2 separate regions of the Homo sapiens genome follow, and region 2 is linked to region 1. Evidence: chromatin contacts called from ENCODE Hi-C data. All regions are on one chromosome and are shown on one strand. Each heading gives the region's core, a stretch centred on a gene start or an enhancer-like site at or near the end of the contact. The rest is flanking DNA. Distances are from core to core; before and after follow the strand shown.

What was found. A loop is a pair of places that touch in the nucleus more often than their neighbours do. Pooled maps may share reads with other maps.
Region 2: a map of gastrocnemius medialis shows a loop between it and region 1 (3-fold over the local background). The contact joins the promoter of SPON2 here to the promoter of SLC49A3 in region 1. A Hi-C loop is called at or near these places in 1 of 168 maps with a recorded cell type or tissue (gastrocnemius medialis) and 5 of 50 pooled maps.

What each region holds. Positions count from the first base shown.
Region 1 is chr4:687,561-690,815 of GRCh38, forward strand. It overlaps SLC49A3 (solute carrier family 49 member 3), which reads right to left and starts at 1,591. Exons shown (of 10, transcript NM_032219.4): 1 at 1,433-1,591. The coding sequence starts at 1,567. LOC124900643 (a long non-coding RNA gene) reads left to right here. Exons shown (of 2, transcript XR_007057985.1): 2 at 1-459. RefSeq lists enhancers at 906-1,854, 1,855-2,802, 2,578-2,627 and silencers at 1,378-1,547, 1,578-1,637.
Region 2 is chr4:1,170,828-1,174,082 of GRCh38, forward strand. SPON2 (spondin 2) reads right to left here and starts at 1,756. Exons shown (of 6, transcript NM_012445.4): 1 at 1,717-1,756; 2 at 1,025-1,247; 3 at 436-659; 4 at 172-363. The coding sequence starts at 1,244. The region is part of intron 1 of LOC124900647 (nascent polypeptide-associated complex subunit alpha, muscle-specific form-like); the gene reads left to right. RefSeq lists enhancers at 936-1,651, 1,652-2,369.

The DNA of each region.
Region 1 (3,255 bases), core at 341-2,840:
GCCCGCCGCTCCAGCCTCAGCCCTGTCCTGGTTCCTCGGGGGCCTGAGTGGGGCCCACAGCTGACTCACTGAGAAGAGATGCGTCTGAAGCGTGCGGGGCAACGTGGGAGGACGATCTGTCTGACTCCCTTCCTCATCTCCCAGCCTCGACCCTGCCTGCGCTCGCCCCCTTGGGTCCTTTGAGTCTCATCCAGAGCACTGGGCTGCCTTCCGGGGTGGGTGTTGACCCAAGCTCTGCTCCGCCTGGCCCTCATGCTGCTGGTTGGAACCCGGGATCCCTGGTCACTGGCTGCAGATGAGTAACCTCCAGCCTCAAGGGCACTTGGCTGGAGTGAACATGGTGCTTACGGCTCACTGTGGTGACCCAGGCAGAGACCATGACGACTCTTGGTGTCAGGGTGAGATTTCTGTGTGCTCCATGATGACTCGTGGATATTAATAAAACAGTGAAGAACTGCAGCAGGAGGCCCTTGACTGTCCAAGGAACGCCCCACACCTACGACACCCACTGACTCTTGGACCATGAAACCAGCCCTGCACCCTCAGACACTCCACCCAAAGCCAGTTATGGCTTCCCCAGTGCCTGGACATGGTGGGCCAGGACGCCAAGCCACAGCAGTGAGTTACGGCTCGTGCCAGCATTGTGGGCAGCAGGCAGCCCCTGGGCCCATCCAGCAGATCCCGGGCCTGTCTCGGCCAGAGGCTGGCCCTCCATACCCAGCCAGCAAAGGAGGAGGGGAGAGGCCCCGGGGTCCACCTGGAAGAGCCCTGACCCAGGCCTGAGAGTGACTCCTGCCCCTGCCCCCGAGCTTCCTGACCATCCCCGTGACCTGGCGCCTCCCTGAGCTGTGGGTCCTGCTGCCAACTCTAGCTGTTCATTGCACGTTGGCCAGATACTGCCTGACCAGTTCCTGAGGCTCCGGGGGATGGCTGATGAGGGCACACAGGGCGGGAAAGGCTGCAGCGTGCAACACCTGAAGGGGGTGGGGGCAGGACGGAACCCAGCCCAGCCCAGGAGCCGCCCCTCACTCAGAGTCAGGTGGAGGGGAGGGCGGCTCCAAGCGCGCCTCTGCTGTGTGCCTGCTGTCCTGGGGCTGGGAGGCGTGGAAGGAGAGAGGGCCAACGCAGGGCCACCTGTATGTGACTGGCTGGGGAAGAGGGACCCAGGCTGGAGCCACTGAAGGCTGGGAAGGGCTGGGACTCCGTGACTGGCAGATCCCCCGGGGCACCCAGCCCTGCTCTGTGCCCTGGGCCCAGCCACCTCCAGGACAGACAGTGCCCCCAGTGCCCGCAATCCCTAGCCACCTCCAGAAGGCACCCCCCGCCCCCAGCCAGCACCTGGCACCTCGGGCTGTGGCCACAGGAAAACAAAACCCGGCTGGTCCGAGGGACTGAGGGTCCCGGAGCCACCTGTCCCCGCCCCTGCCCCTACCGTGGCGTTGGAGCAGTTGAGCAGGCTGATCGCGAGCAGGAACACCCAGCGGCGCGCGTAGGTGCGGTGGCCCCGCTGCGCGCACAGGGCCCGGGGCTCGGCCAACCCCGTCTCGGCCTCCGTCGGCCCCGCCATCGTCGGCGGCCTCCACGGGTCTCCGCCGGTCCCGCCGGCCGCCCGGGCTTAAGGACCTTCCCGCGTGGGCCGGGACCGCCTGCGGGCGGAGGTGGGGCCGGGCCGGGCCGGGCCACGGGGGGCCAGTTCCGCCCCAAGGACTACGGAGGAGGGTCCCGCCCCGTCCCAGTTAAAGGAGACCCAAAAAAGCGGGGGAAGGGCGGGCAAAGGTGAAGTTGGACCCTCCTCCTTCGGCCTCAGGCTGGAAGTCCCTGCCACAAAAACCGAATGTCCCTTCCGGGAAGGGCCCCGGTCACAGCCTGTGTGCTTCTCAGCAGGAAAGGCGGCCTGGAAGTCACTCTGCCCAGCAGAAGCTCTGCACTTCCTGAAGGGGGCTGTGGACCCCAAGTTCCTGAGGTTCAAGCCAGCCACAGGGAGGGGCCAGAGGCCAGCCTGGAAGAAGAGGCTGGGCTGGCTTTGCGCAGAGCCTCAAATCAGACCAGTCCCTCTACAGCCCCTGCGGGAAGCAGGCATGGGGTAGGAGGGCGAGGGGCTGCAGGCCAAGGCTGGAGGGAAGGCCAGAAAGGCCTGTGGGCCCCACCCTGGGGTAGGCAGTCCGCCACACACGCACCGGATTGTTACCTGCATTTTACAATGGAGGACACGGCTCTCAGAGGAGTAGGCACAGGTTTCTGTTTGTTTAGGATGGAGAGGCCTGTGTGTTGGAAGGCAGAGGAGGGAGTTTCGGCTTAGTCTTTTCTGCAAGAACCTGCTGATCCCACAACTGTGCCTGGCCCACCCTGGGGGAACCCAAGAGGCTCCAGGCCCTGTTGCTGAGGCCAGTATAGGGGTGGGGTGGAGGCTGGCCTGGTCAGACGTGCAAACAGGATTTCCCCCAAACAGGGAGGCTCTCTTGACCCTTGAAACCATCCCCGTTTCCTGAACAGTATTATTCGTGGTTTTTGTCTTAAACATTCATCTCCTTTGCCAGGGCCTGTCCATTTTCCACACCTGAGTCTGAACAGGCTAATGATGAGGCCCCAGCTTTCACTGTGCAGTCTTCTGCAGGGATTGTGTGTGTGTCTCAGATAGAGCTCTCCACTTTGGGATTTTTTTTTTTTTGTAGAGTCTCATCCAGTAACAAAGAGAAAATGGAGCTCACCCGGGGTGTCCTGAGATGGGTGGGCCCCAAGGGGGTTCCATTCTCTGAGACGTGTGATGGAGCCCTGTGGTCCTCACTCTCTTTATCTCCTCTGCCTTCCCCACCGTCTAGCCTCCCCCCTCATCTTTGTTCCCCATTCCCCCACCAGTTCCTTCTGTTCTCCTTCTCCTCACCTCTTGCTCGCCCTGCCCTGAGGACCCAGCCCCCTCACAACCTTCCTCCATAGTCCAGTGCCAATGTTGGCCTAGGGCCTTCAACATCCCCTAACCCCACCTGGCAGAGGGGGAGTTGCAGTGCAGGCTTCCCTGTTGAGGGACCTCACTATTGTGGAGCACTGCCTCTGACAGGTGGTGTCTGAGCCTGTCACCATGAAATGGGGCAGCCACAGTAGCTACCTCCATCGTTCAGTCTCTGTTGAGCGTGCATTGTCGAGGGGTGTCACCATGAAACGGGGCAGCCACTGTAGCTACCTCCATTGTTCAGTCTCTGTTGAGCGTGCATTGTTGAGGGGCTCCTCCTCCCTACATGTCGGAACTCTTGGGTTGAG
Region 2 (3,255 bases), core at 506-3,005, 480 kb after region 1:
ATGGGAGGGCTGCACCCCCTTGCTCACTGCTGGCGCTAGAAGCAGAGCCTCTTCCACACAAAAGCCGCAAGCGGCTGTCCTGGGCTGGGAGGCGAGGGTGCAGCCAGGCCCCAGCCCCGTCCCCACCGCGGGGGCCATAGCGGCCCTTGCGCACGCGGGGTGCCCACTCACCTCGGTCACCGTGTCCTGCGGGATGGTGGCGAAGTTGGGGGAGGAGAAGGTGAAGCCGCTGTCCGTCCCGGCGTCGTAGGGGTACAGGTCCAGCGCCGCCTGTTCCCGCCAACGGTCCCCGTCGCACAGGTCCAGGCTGTCCACGCCCACGAACCAGTCGGGGCTGGGCACGATGCGCACCACAAACGAGACCTGCGGCGACAGCGGCTCAGCGCGCCTGGCCCCGGCCCCCCGGACCCCGCCCCCGGCCGGCCCCGCGCTCACCAGCGAGTGCCTGCGCTGCACCTCCAGCTCCGCCGACGTCTGCCCGGTGCCGCTGGGGACGGCGGGCGCCGAAAACACCGCGTGCACGCTCTGCAGCGCCTCCCCCGCCGCCTCGATCTCCTTCATCAGCGCCCAGGCCTCGCCGCGCTCCGCAAAGTCGCGCAGCCCGTTACTGACGTACTGGTTCTTCCTCCACATGCTGTAGTCGGAGCTATGCGCGGCCCCTGCAGGACCACCCGGCCGCGCCGCGGACCATGGTCAGACACTGCGGTCGGGCTTGGATTCCAGGGGGCGCCCCAGGAAATCCCTCCCCGCCGCCCGCAGGGAACCATGGCCCCCAGTCACGTCGGACCGTGACACCCTGTGGCTGCCCCTGCCGCGACCCACCTGCGCCCTCCCCGTGAGCGCCCCCTGCCCCCACCGCATCCCCGGAACCGCACACCGCAGGCGCTCGGCAAACATTCTGGTGTTAGAGTCTCCCGACGTCAGCACGCCCCAGACTGGGAAGCGCCGCCGTGCAGCTGTGCGGGGGGCTCCGGCGCCGCAGCCCTCCTGGTGGAGCAGGAGGCGAGGAGGGGGCTGTACTTACCCAGCAGCGAAGACCACTGCGCAGGGGGGCGGAACAGGGGGTACTGCTTGGGGAAGGCCGTCTGGCTCCACTTGCCCGTGAAGGTGATGCTGTATTTGGCCAGGGCTCTGGCGGAACAGATGGACTCTCCCCCAAGAGGCTGGCCGGCGGCGCCGAGAGTGGCCAGGAGGAGAGCGCAGAGGGCCTTGCCCAGGGCGGCGGCCGGGCTGGGGTTTTCCATCACCTGGGAGCACAGAGGGGAGCAGCCGCGCGCTGGCACCGTCGTGGCAGCCTCGGGGTGGAAAGCCGAGAGGGCTGCGGCACTTTGGGCTCTGAGGACGGCCCCGAGCACCCGCGACCCCCTCCCTGCTCCGCAAAGCTCTCCTGCGGTGCTTCCGAGACCCCCATCAGCGGAATGGACGGCGCGGGGTTAGATCGCCCGTGCGCCTGCGAGCGACCAGGGGTAACGGGCAGGTTTTCAGTCCGAGTCCCTGCAGCTTGCCGGGCCGGTCTGGGTGCGGCCTCCGGGATGCCTTCGCCGTCGCAGGGACCCGGGGCCTTGGCCGACTGGCTGCCCCCGGGACTAGACCCTTAAAGCTCGGTCGCAGCCAGTCCTGGGGGTCCCTCTGGAGGTGCCACAAGGTTCTGGGCCGCGGGGAAAGTGCAGGAGGCCCGGGCCCTCTCTGGGTGTCCCGGGGGCACGCAGTACTCACCCGGCAGGAGCAGCGGGAGCGCGGCCGGCAGCGGTCGGGTCCCAGCCAGAGCCCGGAGCTCCTATTTAAGCCCGAGGCCGGCGCCCCGGGCCGGCCAATGAGGCTCCAGTTCCTCCTGTCTTCGATGCTGCACGGCCTGGCCTCCAGCGAGAGGCAGATAGGACGTGGGAGAAAGGAGGAGAAGGGGCTGCGGGGGCGGCGGGGGCTGCCGCTTTCCCAACTCGCCCTGCCCAGCGACCTTCCCCGGGTCGGATCACCCTCTTCCCCTGGCAGTGCTGCCGCACCCCTTTCTTTGTCTGTCTGTCCTATCCCTCCCCTCCCCTCCCTGTCCCCTCCCTTCCCCTCCCCTCCCCTCCTCCCCTCCCCTCCTCCCCTCCCCTCCTCCCCTCCCCCCTGTCCTCCTCCCTCTCCCCGTTTCTCTCCCGTTCCAACAAGCGCCTTCCTGGTGCCTCCCTAGGTGCCACTGAGGGGAGTTCTTTGCCCCAAGCCTTTCGGGAAAGCTCAGGGCGTGGGGGCAGAGGGGCTCTTGTTTTCACCTTCTCGAAATTAGAGCCAGCGTGCTACACCTTCTTGCGCAGGGTGTGACCTGGAGAGCCCTGTGCGTGGCCTGACTTCAGTCTACATGCTGGAAGTGGCTGGGGAAGCTCCTGGCTCCCGGCGCAGGCATCCCTGGCCTTTGGGGCCCTGGCTTTAAGTCTCTTTCCTGGCATGGCCTAAAGCTGCACAGAACAGCCTAGCGGTCTGCACTGTGGCCAGAGGGCATTTGCAAGCCATCCCTCCTGGAGGGAGGTCAGAGTGGGCTGAGGGTCTGGGGTGGAACGCGCAGGGAGTCAGGAAGAGCCACAGAAAGGGGGCCCCCCTCCCCAGGACCCCGCACAGGGCTGGGGCTGCAGGCCGGCGGTGTGTGCGGTGCAGAGCCCTCCCAGGGGCTCTAGGCTTCCCTGCCTTTGGGATGAAGCTAACAGATGCTGAAGTTGATCCTGCTCCATGTCAGGAAAATATTTATAGGTCCCCAGTCATGGGATCTGGAAACAGAGCGGAGGAAGGAGCTCGGGAATGGTCTTGCTCAATCCTTCCCGGCCTCTGCTCATCGGAATCACCCAGAGGGCTTTTAAGCTTAGACAAAACACTCTGATGTTTGGAACCCTGTTAATGTTTCACAGATTCAAAAAGAGAGAAAAAATAAATAGAAGCAACTAGGACAGAATGCAAACAGAAACAAATGATCTAACCTGTATTTTAAGCGAAAACCACAGATCAGCCACTCAATGCAGTATTTAGACTCCAGGCCCCCAGGCCAAAGACAAATTTCCACCTCCGTGCTTCTCAAATGTTTTTATCTGAGGACTCCTTCATACTCTTAAAGGTCACTGAGGGCCAGGCGCAGTGGCTCATGCCTGTAATCCCAGCACTTTGGGAGGCCGAGGCGGGAGGATCACTTGAGCCCAGAGTTTGATACCAGCCTTGGCAACACAGGGAGACCTCATCTCTACAAAACATACAAAAATTAGCTGGGTGTGGTGGAGTGCGCCTGTGGTC